2 separate regions of the Homo sapiens genome follow, and region 1 is linked to region 2. Evidence: chromatin contacts called from ENCODE Hi-C or POLR2A ChIA-PET data. All regions are on one chromosome and are shown on one strand. Each heading gives the region's core, a stretch centred on a gene start or an enhancer-like site at or near the end of the contact. The rest is flanking DNA. Distances are from core to core; before and after follow the strand shown. Region 1 holds the start of KIF27 (kinesin family member 27). Region 2 holds the start of GNAQ (G protein subunit alpha q).

Region 1 (5,581 bases), core at 2,389-4,888, 5.9 Mb before region 2:
GGATTACAGGCGTGCACCACCGCCCACCCCCATTTTTAAAGAAACCCCATTTTTAAAGTATAAAGCTTCTTTTCTCCCCGCCAGAGAAATTAAGGGAATTCATCAAACATTATAGCAACATTAAAAGAATTTAAAGTGGGAGAAGAGGTATGATCTGTGGTTTCCTTAATACTTCCTTTAATACTTCCTTTCTTTCCTGGATCCAGCTTTTCTCAAAATATGGGTGAGGGAAGATGATTTAGGCGAAAAGGGCACATATTTCTTTATTTAATTTGGTCTAGCTGTAATCTTCTGTTTGTTACTGCTTTTCTGGTAAAGTGGACTGGGCATGGATGTTTTTCTCTGTAGGACAAGCAGCCCAAAGCTGGTCTCCCATGGGACATATGCAGAGTTCTTCAGTGGACCTGAAAGATACAGTTCCCTTAAGGAGAAGACCTAGTTCCCTTAAGAAGATCCAGCACTGGCTCAATTACTTCTGCTAATCCCAAGCCCAGCTCCTCCCACTGCCTCTTACTGATGGGGACTTATCTGCAGGAGACAGTCCTCAAGACAATCTTCATGGGGCTCAAGCTTGGGTACCCTCCAAAGGATCCCCTGGACCATGAGCAAATCACAGCTTCTCCCCCTGCTAAACTGCAGGAACACAGACTGCTCTACTACAGCAACATCTCAGTTGCTTCGCTCCATTCTTGAGAAGAAGATCAGCTCACTTCTTCCCCTAGTTGCTCCCACCAGAAGGCCAGGTTTCCTCTTCTAGCACATCACACAGGGTTTGCCCGTCACTCTTAGAGCCTCCTTTGACTTAGGTGGGAGGCCTCTTACTCTCCAACCCACAAGGCCCAAGACCCCTTGACTCCACTGCCGAGTCTTTCTTACAGATACTTAAAAAAGAGATAGGATTGGAATTTGAATGGAATTAGCTTAGTCCTGCTATAAATCCTAGGGAGGAGGGGTTGGCAATGACTGGCATTCACTTCACAGTGTGGGGAACTTAAGTAACTCCTTTTCTCTAACTCTGGACTCAAGACATCAATTTGGGGACAATGGAAAATGCCCCATTCTAATGCTGTTGGGCATTTGCTGACCTCCTCTCTGCAATTGTGTGGCCTCTTGAGAACTTCTGTTGAGACTTCTGGGTATTCCTAGACTTAAATTGTTACGTACTATTAATTATTGAAGTTTTGTCAGCAGACCAGTCTGACTTACCAATTCACAGTCATGATGTGAGTTTTTGTTTGTTTTCAAAGAGTTCTAAAAATGCAACTTGGCCCTATAGTCAAATTGGGCAACCACAATCTCCACCAATCATGAGGGGAACCTTGGAAGACTAGGAAATAATCCATCACCCCAATCTGAAAAGCAAGCCCAGGACACTGGCTTTCGCATTTGATTGATACTGAGCCACTATCAGACATTCCCTTGACATCATGACTCAATACACAGGTATGTGTATAAATGAAATCTTAGAATTTTAAAAATTATGTATTATTTATTATTTTTTTGAGGTAGAGTCTCATTCTGTCACCCAGGCTGCAATGCCATGGTGCAACAACAGCTCACTGCAGCCTTGACCTCCCAGGCTCAAACCATTCTCTCACCTCCACCTCCAGAGTAACTGGAACTGCAGGCATACTCAGCCACACCTGGCTAAGTTTTGATTTTTTGTAGGGATGGGGGGTCTCATTATGTTGCCCAGGCTGGTCTCAAACTCCTGGGCTCAAGTGACCCTCCCAGTTCAGCCTCCCAAAGTGCTGAGATTACAGGTGTGAGCCACTGTGCCCAGACTGAATTTTTAAAATTTTAAATAATTCAGTTAAAAGAAAAAAAAATAAAAACTATAAATAAAATAGTCAGCTTTTTTCCCCCACCTTCATTCCTATATTTCATGAGAGAAGGAAGGGTTTTTGAAGATGCTTAGATTGTGCTACTAAAAACAGGAGGCATTAAAGCATTTAAAACTAAATTGGTAAAGTTAAATATTACCATACGACCCAGCAATTCCACTCTTACGTCCATACCTAAAAGACCTGAAAACAGGCTCGGCGCGGTGGCTCACGCCTATAATCCCAGCACTTTGGGAGGCCAAGGTGGGCGGATCACCTGAGGTCGGGAGTTCGAGCCCAGCCTGACCAACATGGTGAAACCCCGTCTCTACTAAAAATACAGAAAACTTAGCCAGGCGTGGTGGTGGCACATGCCTGTAATCCCAGCTACTCCAGAGGCTGAGGCAGGAGAATTGCTTGAACCCATGAGGCGGAGCTTGCAGTGAGTTGAGATAGCGCCACTGCACTCCAGCCTGGGCAACAGAGCGAGACTCCATCTCAAAAAAAAAAAAGGAACTGAAAACAGACATCCAAATATTGTATGTGAATGTCCATAGCAGCATGGAAACAGCCCAAATGTCCACCACCAGCTGAAGAATGGATAAACAAAATGTGGTATGTCTATATCCATACAATGGAATTTTTTCAGCCCTAAAAAGTCCTGATAGGGCCGGGCAGGGTGGCTCATGCCTGTAATCCCAGCTACTCCGGAGGCTGAGGCAGGAGAATCGCTTGAACCCATGAGGTGGAGGTTGCGTTGAGCCTAGATGGCGCCATTGCATTCCAGCCTGGGCAATAAGAGCGAAACTCCATCTAAAGGGCCGGGCGTGGTGGCTCACGCCTGTAATCCCAGCACTTTGGAAGGCCGAGGCGGGCAGATCACGAGGTCAGGAGATCAAGACCATCCTGGCTAACACAGTGAAACAAACCCCGTCTCTACTAAAAATACAAAAAATTAGCCGGGCGTGGTGGCACGCGCCTGTAATCCCAGCTACTCGGGAGGCTAAGGCAGGAGAATCGCTTGAACCCGGGAGGTGGAGGTTGCAGAGAGCCGAGATCACGCCACTGCACTCCAGCTTGGGCGACAGAGCGCGACTCGGTCTCAAAAAAAAGAAAAGAAAAAAAAGAAAAGAAGTCCTGATAGATGTTACAACATGACTGCATCTTGAAAACATTAAGCAAAAGAAGCTAGACACAAAAGGTCATATACTGAATGATTCCATCAATAAAGAAATGCCCAGAATAGGTAAAGCTATCACAGAGTCAGAAAGTAGATTAGTGGCTGGCTGGGGTTGTGGGGAGAGGGGAACCAGAAGGAATGACTGCTAACTGGTTTGGGGATTTTCTTTTGGGGTTATGAAAATGTTTCTGAACTATATACAGAGGTGATGGTTGCACAACACTGTGAATGCATTAAACGCCACTGAATTGTGAGTTTTAAGATGGTTTATGTTAGGCAAGTTTTACTCAATAAAAATAAAAATAAACTGAATTGGTAGCTAAGATATTGAAACACGGTGTGGAATCGTTCTCACTCATTTCACGAACCCGTAGAAAGATGCTTGCGCTCAGGCCTCACAGACCGGTCCCAGCGCGTTGGTGGGACACAACTCGGATTTGCAGGCAAGCCCAGGGGCCGGCCCTTTGCGGACTTCCTGGGGACGCAGGACTCCTGCGCGGCGGGCTTGGAGGCGTGGCCAGGATGGGGGCGGGGCCAGGACGCGGCATCCAGGAGAGGACGCGGCGGGAGGCGGGCTTCGCCGGTTGCCAGGAGAACTCGCGACAACAAAAGACGCGGACGGCGGCTGCGCGGTGTGGCAGAGCGAAGCTGAGGAGTCCAGCGCTCGCCGACAGGGGCCTGGGCTGTCCCGAGCCGGTCAGTGCTCGGCGGGCCTGGCGGGCGGTGCGGGGAAGTGGGGCGCCCTCCCTTCGCGGTGCCCGCCCTCCAGCCCGCCGCGCCCGCCGCTCCCGCGCCCCCAGCCGGCCGTTGGGACTAGTAGGCTCCGGCTTGGGGTCGGGGCCGCCGCGGGTGGGTAGCGGAGGGTGGGCGGTTGGGGCGCCAGCTAGGCCTATGGGGGCGTCCGAGGGGTCTGGGGTCGGGGCTGGGAGCCGGCGAGCGACTAGAGGCAGAGCGCCCCTTCCGGAGGAAGTTGGGTCAGCCCTGAGGAGCGGGTCCCGGGGAACACCGATCGACCGGAACGCGGGACCCGGCCTTTCAGAGCGCACCCTGTGTTCGTCTCGTGTCGCTGCACGGCGTGAGGTGCGACGCGAGGGCCACCACCACCGAGCGCTTTGTTTTATCGCAGGCGTCTTTTTCCCACCGTAGAGGTTGAAACTTGGGCGCATTTCCCACCGTAGAGGTTGAAACTTGGGCGCATTTCCCACCGTAGAGGTTGAAACTTGGGCGCATTTCCTACCGTAGAGGTTGAACCTTGGGCACATTCAAGCCCGAGAGCTCCCTCCCTCGGAGGCAGGTGACTATAAAGAGCAAAGCGCCCAGATTCTTTCTTTGAAACACCTTTTAAGTAACACCTTTTAAGTCTCCAGTGTTGAAAATCCTTGTTGTTTGCCCTTCTTTACTCTTTTGTCGTCTTTACGCATTTGGGGCCTTTTCTGAGCTCCGTATGCGATTTACTGTCCATCTACTGGCAAGTTTTTTATGAAAATAATTAACAAACCACACATTTAAGACAACCACTGCTTTCTGGGAAATCAAGGGTACGGGATGGCAACGGTTTTTGGAGACACTCATTCCTGACCAGTGACATGACATGAGGGATTCAATATTTCTCTTGCCTTTGCTCAGATTTCAAAAACCCGTTGAGTATACTTAAATACGACCAATCAGATTTTGCTTTTTTTTAAATCATTTATTGGCAACATAATACGTATGTTTCTGATGACTATAATTGATCAGAATCTGAAGTATAAGTGCTATGGATTGTGTAAAAACTTTATTTCTTGTATATTGATGTTTTACAAGCCCTATGTTTGTGGACCATTACTATTGTTTGTTTGTTTTGTTTTGAGACAGGGTCTCGCTCTGTTACTCAGGCTGGAGTGCAGTGGCACACTGCAGCCTCAACCTCCCGGGCTCAAGCGATCCTCCAATCTCAGCCTCCCAAGTAGCTGGGACTACAGGTGCGTCACCACAGCCTGGCACATTCTTGTATTTTTAGTAGAGACAGGGTTTCACCATGTTGCCCAGGCTGGTCTGGAACTCGTGGGCTGAAGCGATCCACCTGCCTTGGCCTCCCAAAGTGCTGGGATTACAGGTGTGAACCACTGTGCCCGGCCCCATTATTATTTTTTTTAATGCTTAGAATAAGTTTCAGTTGCCTTTATAACCAAATTCTTTATAGATATTACCATTAAAAACCCCAAGAAATGAGGCTGGGCATCGTGGCTCACATTTGTTTTGTTTTGTTTTCAGGAGGGATCCTCTCGCTTCAGCCTTCTGAGTAGCTGGGATTACAGGCGCACGCCACCATGCCTGCCTAATTTTTGTATTTTTAGTAGAGACAGGGTTTCTCCATGTTGCCCAGGCTGGTCTCGAACTCCTGGGCTCAAGTGATCCACCCGCCCTGGCCTCCCAAAGTGCTGGGATTACAGATGTGAACCACCGTGCTGGGCCATGGTTTTTTTTTTTTCAAGGGTAGTGAATATTATCAATTCATTGTTGTTAGTGTTATTAATAAAATATTATTTCAGTCTAGTTGTCTGTGTTACTTAATGGTAATCTTCAAGACTCAGCAGCT
Region 2 (5,799 bases), core at 952-3,451:
TACTTGAAACATTCTCCTATTGATTCATTGCATCCATTTAAGTATCTAAGTTGCCAGGGAGTGTTCATGATGTTGGGGGGATACAGGGGGGACAAAACAGACTCTGACTCTATAGCCCGCTGAAACAGATGAATTCATCAAATAATAGGACAATTCAGTCAAAACATATTACCTGATAGCCTGATGGCTCATTTTAAAAGACATTTTTAAAAGTCTCAGAGGATCCCTGGGTAGGTAACCAGAGACTTCAAGCTTTCTGTCATTTGGTTTTCCAGTGTTCTGTGTCTCTCCAAAGCTCATATACATACATATATTCGGAGGATGCAAACTTAAAATTTTTTCTTCTGAAGCCACTTTCTATTTTTGCATACTGAATTTCAATCTTTAATTTCTTTAGTCACTTGATTTTAAATTTTAATTTCATAGCAAGTCTAGCTGTTCTCTGTAGGCATTCACATAAAAGGGTTGAGGTTTGCCCTCTCTGCTCTCCAGGGCAAGGTGAAATTTAATTATTTTCTAGGTTTTAAACAGAGAACCTAAAATATATATTTTATATCTTGACTTGCTTGATTTAAATCGTGGTTTAGAGTGTGTGTATGTGTGTGAAACGGTGGAGTAATGGCAAATGAAAGAAAGAAGGAAGTTACACACCTGTTGTCTAAGAACCCTATATGAGTTCTTGATCTGTAGCAAAAGCAGAGTCATGACCGTACCTTACACTCTGGATCAGCAGGTTGCACCAGGGACACTTCAGAGAACACATGAAACGTGAAAAAGCGGTTCTCTTCATAAAAGACAATTTTCTTTGAAGACCTCAGGTTCCTTTAAGGCAGGAAGCAATATGAGTTTCATCTCCTGGGCCTGATTAAACAAGATTATTTTCGTGTGCTATTTATCAGTAGACGATCACAATGAAATGTGCATACGACAGTTTACTGCCTCAATCACATATTGCAAATCAAAAAAACTAGAATGCCGTTTTGCTGGGGCCTCCTTAGTTTCTCTTCTATTTCATTCTTTCCTTTCCTTTTATTCCACATTATTTTACATTTTCCCATAAGTCATCCATAATTCAATCTCAGTCTAGAAGAGTAAATTCGATTACTCGGCGGCTAAACATCGTGTGCCTTCTCAGAAACAAGAGAACTTGTAAAACAAAAACAAAAACAACTTAAAAAAACAAAAACAACCAACAACCACCAAAAAAACAAAGGCATGAAAAGTTGGAACCTATCGGGAGGCTCTTGGAAACTTGGGCAGCTTCCTTTCTCTGTTCAGGATTTAGATTTCTATCTCACGTTACTTTGCGAACAGCTTCGCCTGTGAATCTCCCCCTACACCTCTGGGCACCGGTGCCAATTCCTTCCCTTCCCTTCCCCAGTAGCCCCACACAGTATAGAGGAGCTTATTTTCTAAGACTGCACCGGTGTCAGAGGTGACGTGAGAGTTTCTAACCGAATGGCGTTTTAGAAATAGGAACGGGAAACACAGAAACGGCTGAGGAGCGACCCCGTGGAGCAGACAGGCACAGCCCGGGAGCGGCGGACGCCAGCGCCGGCGCCGCAGGGAGCGCGTGCGGGGCTCCGCGGGGCCGCCTCCCGCGACTTCAGCAGGGGCCGCGGCCGCGCTCCCGGGCCGGTGGGCTGAGGCAGGCAGAGGCCGCCATATTCCTGTCTCACCACGCCCGGCCGGACGGCAGCCGCAGGTCGGCTGCGGCCCTGGCACGCAACGGCGGCCGCCGGCTCGGGCTGCGCGTCGGCGGCCGGGTCTGGCCCCGACTTCGGCCGGGGGCGGCCGTGACTGCTGCGCCCGCGGACTCTGCCGAGGGTGCGGGAGCAGTAGGCGTCCGCAGAGCCCGCGGGGGCCGGCCCAGCCCGGGAGCCGCGCGGGCGAGGCGAGAGCCGCACTGGGAGGCGCGCCGCGGCGGCCGCGAGCCCAGGAAAGCCTTCCAGGAGGGGCCGGGCGGCACCGCCTCCCGGCTCCCTCCTCCCGCGCCCATCCCCTCCGCCTCTTCCTCCTCCTCCTTTCGCCGCCGCCTCCTCCCTCCCGGATCTGTGCTCCAGTTCAGAGAAAGAAGAAAATGTGTGTGTGTGGCGAGGGGGAGGGCTCGCACTGAGCAGCCGCTCCGCGCCTGGCAATCGGGGCAGGGGGTGGGCGTCTGGCGGGGGCGGGGGCGGAGGCGGAGGCGGAGGAGCGCGCGGTTGCCGGGCGGGACGGGAACCGGGTCTGCGCGCGAGCCGGGCGGTGGGCGCGGACAGGGCCGAGGGCGCCCGGGAGCCGTGTCAGGCGGCGGCGAGGAGCGGGCGCGCCGGGCGCGGGGAGCCGTCGGCGGCCGCTCGCTGCGGGGACACCCCGGTGAATGAGCTCTCGCCGCCAGGCGCACGGCGTAGGGGAGCCTCGCAGGCGGCGGCGGCGGCGGCGGCTCGGGGGGCGAGGCGGGCCGCCTGTTCCCGGGGAAGGAGGCGCGGGCGTCTGAGCGAGGCCGGGCGCGGCGGCCTTCTCTCACGCGCCCCCCGAGCCAGCGCCCGCCTCCCGCGCCCGCCTCTCTTCTCCCGTCGGCCCAGACTATCCGCTCCCACCGCGCCCCCGGCCCACCTGGTGGCCCCGGCCCTGGCCGCCGCCCCCGCGGCGGTTCCCGGAGCTCGTCCCGGACGCGCGCCCGGGCGGCGGGGGCTCGGCGGCCACCGCTGCCTCGGGGGAGCGAGGGCGGGAGGGTGTGTGTGCGCGCTGTGAGCAGGGGGTGCCGGCGGGGCTGCAGCGGAGGCACTTTGGAAGAATGACTCTGGAGTCCATCATGGCGTGCTGCCTGAGCGAGGAGGCCAAGGAAGCCCGGCGGATCAACGACGAGATCGAGCGGCAGCTCCGCAGGGACAAGCGGGACGCCCGCCGGGAGCTCAAGCTGCTGCTGCTCGGTGAGTACCGTCCGGGGCCCCGCCGGGCCTCTGCGCCCCCAGCCCACCATCCTTGGCCCTGCGGGGCAGCTGCCTTCGGCGCCCCCGCCCCCCGGCGCCCGCGGTTCGCCCCTACCCTCCCGGGCGCGCCCCCGGCCACTGCCTTCACCCGCGCGGGCGCGCGGGCGCGTTACACACAGACACACACACACACACACACACACACACACACAGCGACACACACACGCAGCACAGGGGTCGGGGCTGCCCTGCCCGGTGCCTTGGCTTGTTCCTTTTCGTGTCCCTGAGGGCTGTACCTTATCTGCTGTGCATCTGCTAAATGGCAGATCACTCCGACCAGAGGCGCGGGGGTGGAAAGGTGGGCAGAGGGGTTGAACTTCCAGTGTCGTGGCCGCGGCACCCCATGGGGTGGTGGCGTGGGGAGCCGTGTGTGTGGCCCAGCGGGTGGCGAGCGGAGCCGGGGCACGTTGGGGGATGGCCTGCGGTGGAGTGGCCGGTGTGCATCCATTATCAGTGCCCTATGGGGTCAGGAGGGAATGGGGGAACGGTGGGCAGACTCGCAGCTGGATTCCCGGAGCACTCATGGTGAGGAAGCCAAGTGGTTGGCCCTCCAAGGAAAGGGTCTGTGTACTGGGGGCGAGGCGGGAGGGCAAGCCCAAATGTGTCACACAAGTGCTGTTCTCTAGCCACCAGACCATCGAAAGGAGGGAGCCTAGAAGAGTTGGCCAGTGGATGGTGACAGGCGTTATTCTCGTCTGCACCATTCCTTCTAGATAAAGATGAGGGTAGGGGAGCGTTGTGCTGTGTGGTTGTTGACAGCGACCGGTATCTTTTGTTTAATGAGGCAACCTAGATGTAGGCCTCAGTTCACAATAGTTACTACCGAAAACCAGTGCAGTCTCTCAGTTACTCTCTTGGCAACAAATAGAAACCTTTTGTTTAAAACAGATAGCATTTTAATGTCTTTGGAATCTGGGCGAGAAGGAAAAACGGGAAGCATACAGGAAAAATTTCCCTCTAGTCTTGAAAAAAAAATTCTGCTTCAACACTAAGTTAGCAAGAAAATGCCATTTCTCAAATAGAAATTTATTGATGATTATCTCTGGGAGGATGTTCAGAATCAAGCGATCAGGGTTCATATACAAGCCACAGTGACAGAACCCTGAGCTACTGTGGCAGGAAGAGCAAACAGCTTTGCAGTAACGGGCCTGAAAAATGTCTGCACTTGTGTTCTGGGTATTTGCATGTATAATAAATGTGTTTCTCAAACATTTCTGTAAGAAAAGAATATTGTACTGTTAGTTGGTGTTTGTGAGAAGCATGCATTTTCTTTCTTATCTTGAGCATTCCATTTGCTGGCTCAAGGAACCAATTGCCTTTGGGAATGAACTGCTTATGTACTGGATCATTTACAAGCAGGAACAAAATATACTGATCACACACATAGTTACTAATAGTTAATTCCCATGACATGCTTTCTTTATGTCTTCATTTTGAAACTCAATTAGATAAATGTGCACATGTTTATAAAAAGCAGAAGGCAAAAGCACTGGATGAAAGAGTTGGGCTTAGGGGAATGAAGCCAGGGAGGAGGCAAACTGCAATTGGAAAGTAAAGATTTTTTTTTTTTTAATTCTCATTTTGAGCTACTTCTAGTGGCTGAAAACAGGCAGTTGAATGTTTTCTGAGTTCTCAAGGTTGAGAAGAAAATAAAGAACAAAAGAAATAAGAGTGTTTTAAGTGTATAATTAAGGGGAAACGCACGTATTTTAGAGAGACTTGTTTTAAGAATTGTGTTTTTTTTTTATTTTATTGCCCTGTTGACAGTCTTTGTTTCTGTTTAATTGTGAACTGGGCAGTTGAGGTCTCTCCAGCCAACCCTATTTGCCTGAAAAGTGACAGCTCTGAGTTTCCCAGCAGCTAAGAGTTAAAGCCCAGGGAGTTTCTCAGTGGGCCTAGGTTTGAATGTCTAAGGGAAATACACTTACATGGATGCTTAATTCCATACTGTGTATTTAAATAACACTGTGCTTTTAAAAATGAACTTGGAGATAATTTTCTGAGAAAAAGTGTAAACCAATTTTACTGCTAAAGTGGTGGTAGTGTGGAGAACTTTTTTTTCCTCTTATTAGCGGAACATCATGCAAGAATTGCTACTGCTTCATGTTCTTGGTATATTGCTTTTGCAACATGAATACTACAATACTTACACTATTTCTGTAGTAATATACGCTAAATGTGGATTTGTGCGTGCGTGTATGTGTATGAGTGTGATTTCAGGAGTTTTTGAATCCAGGACGGTTGATTTCAACAAGGAAGATATTAGGGAGGGATTTCATTTGAGGAATTCCTGATTCGCTGCTTTGATGAGTACACTGAATGTTCTGGTTCCTTCTATCATTTAAACAAACCTATCTAGAGGAGATTATAAGATGTATCCATTCACAGTTTAAAGATCTACTAATATTTTTAACTAGTTTATGGAGGAATAAGTATTTTGAAATGAAAATCAATGTAAAATTGTTTTCAAAGTAAATTTTAGTTCAAGGCTTGATACCATTTTAATGGAAGAGGATTTGTTTGACAGGGATAAAAGTGGGTACCCTTGCATTTGCTCATGTAATTATTTACTTTTGTGTATTAATAATATGGAGACATTTAAAAAGACAATTAGTGGGTACCTGACTAGATGAAAGTATGGCAGTAAAATTTGGGCTATGTTGATTTATATTCGGCAACTATGCCAGTCTTCCAAATTTATTCCGTATGCTTATATATTATATATTTTTATTTTAACTTTAGAAACGTGAACCCTGAAATCTACCACTATAAGAATATTACATTAAATTTTGAATTATTTTCTTGTTGTCTTTTAACTTATTCATTC

What was found. A loop is a pair of places that touch in the nucleus more often than their neighbours do. ChIA-PET counts read pairs that join two places held with the same protein, here RNA polymerase II (POLR2A).
Region 1: a map of CD8-positive, alpha-beta T cell shows a loop between it and region 2 (14-fold over the local background). The contact joins the promoter of KIF27 here to the promoter of GNAQ in region 2. A Hi-C loop is called at or near these places in 1 of 168 maps with a recorded cell type or tissue (CD8-positive, alpha-beta T cell). POLR2A ChIA-PET finds 5 or more read pairs at or near these places in 1 of 52 experiments (WTC11).

What each region holds. Positions count from the first base shown.
Region 1 is chr9:83,919,489-83,925,069 of GRCh38, reverse strand. It overlaps KIF27 (kinesin family member 27), which reads left to right and starts at 3,638. Exons shown (of 18, transcript NM_017576.4): 1 at 3,638-3,699. LOC105376335 (serine/arginine repetitive matrix protein 1-like) reads right to left here and starts at 4,169. Exons shown (of 3, transcript XM_011519284.2): 1 at 3,809-4,169; 2 at 3,372-3,716; 3 at 185-404. The coding sequence starts at 4,169. The coding sequence ends at 268. RefSeq lists enhancers at 2,238-2,742, 3,357-4,106 and silencers at 3,476-3,625, 3,656-4,035.
Region 2 is chr9:78,028,213-78,034,011 of GRCh38, reverse strand. It overlaps GNAQ (G protein subunit alpha q), which reads left to right and starts at 2,201. Exons shown (of 7, transcript NM_002072.5): 1 at 2,201-2,912. The coding sequence starts at 2,777. RefSeq lists an enhancer at 2,118-3,012.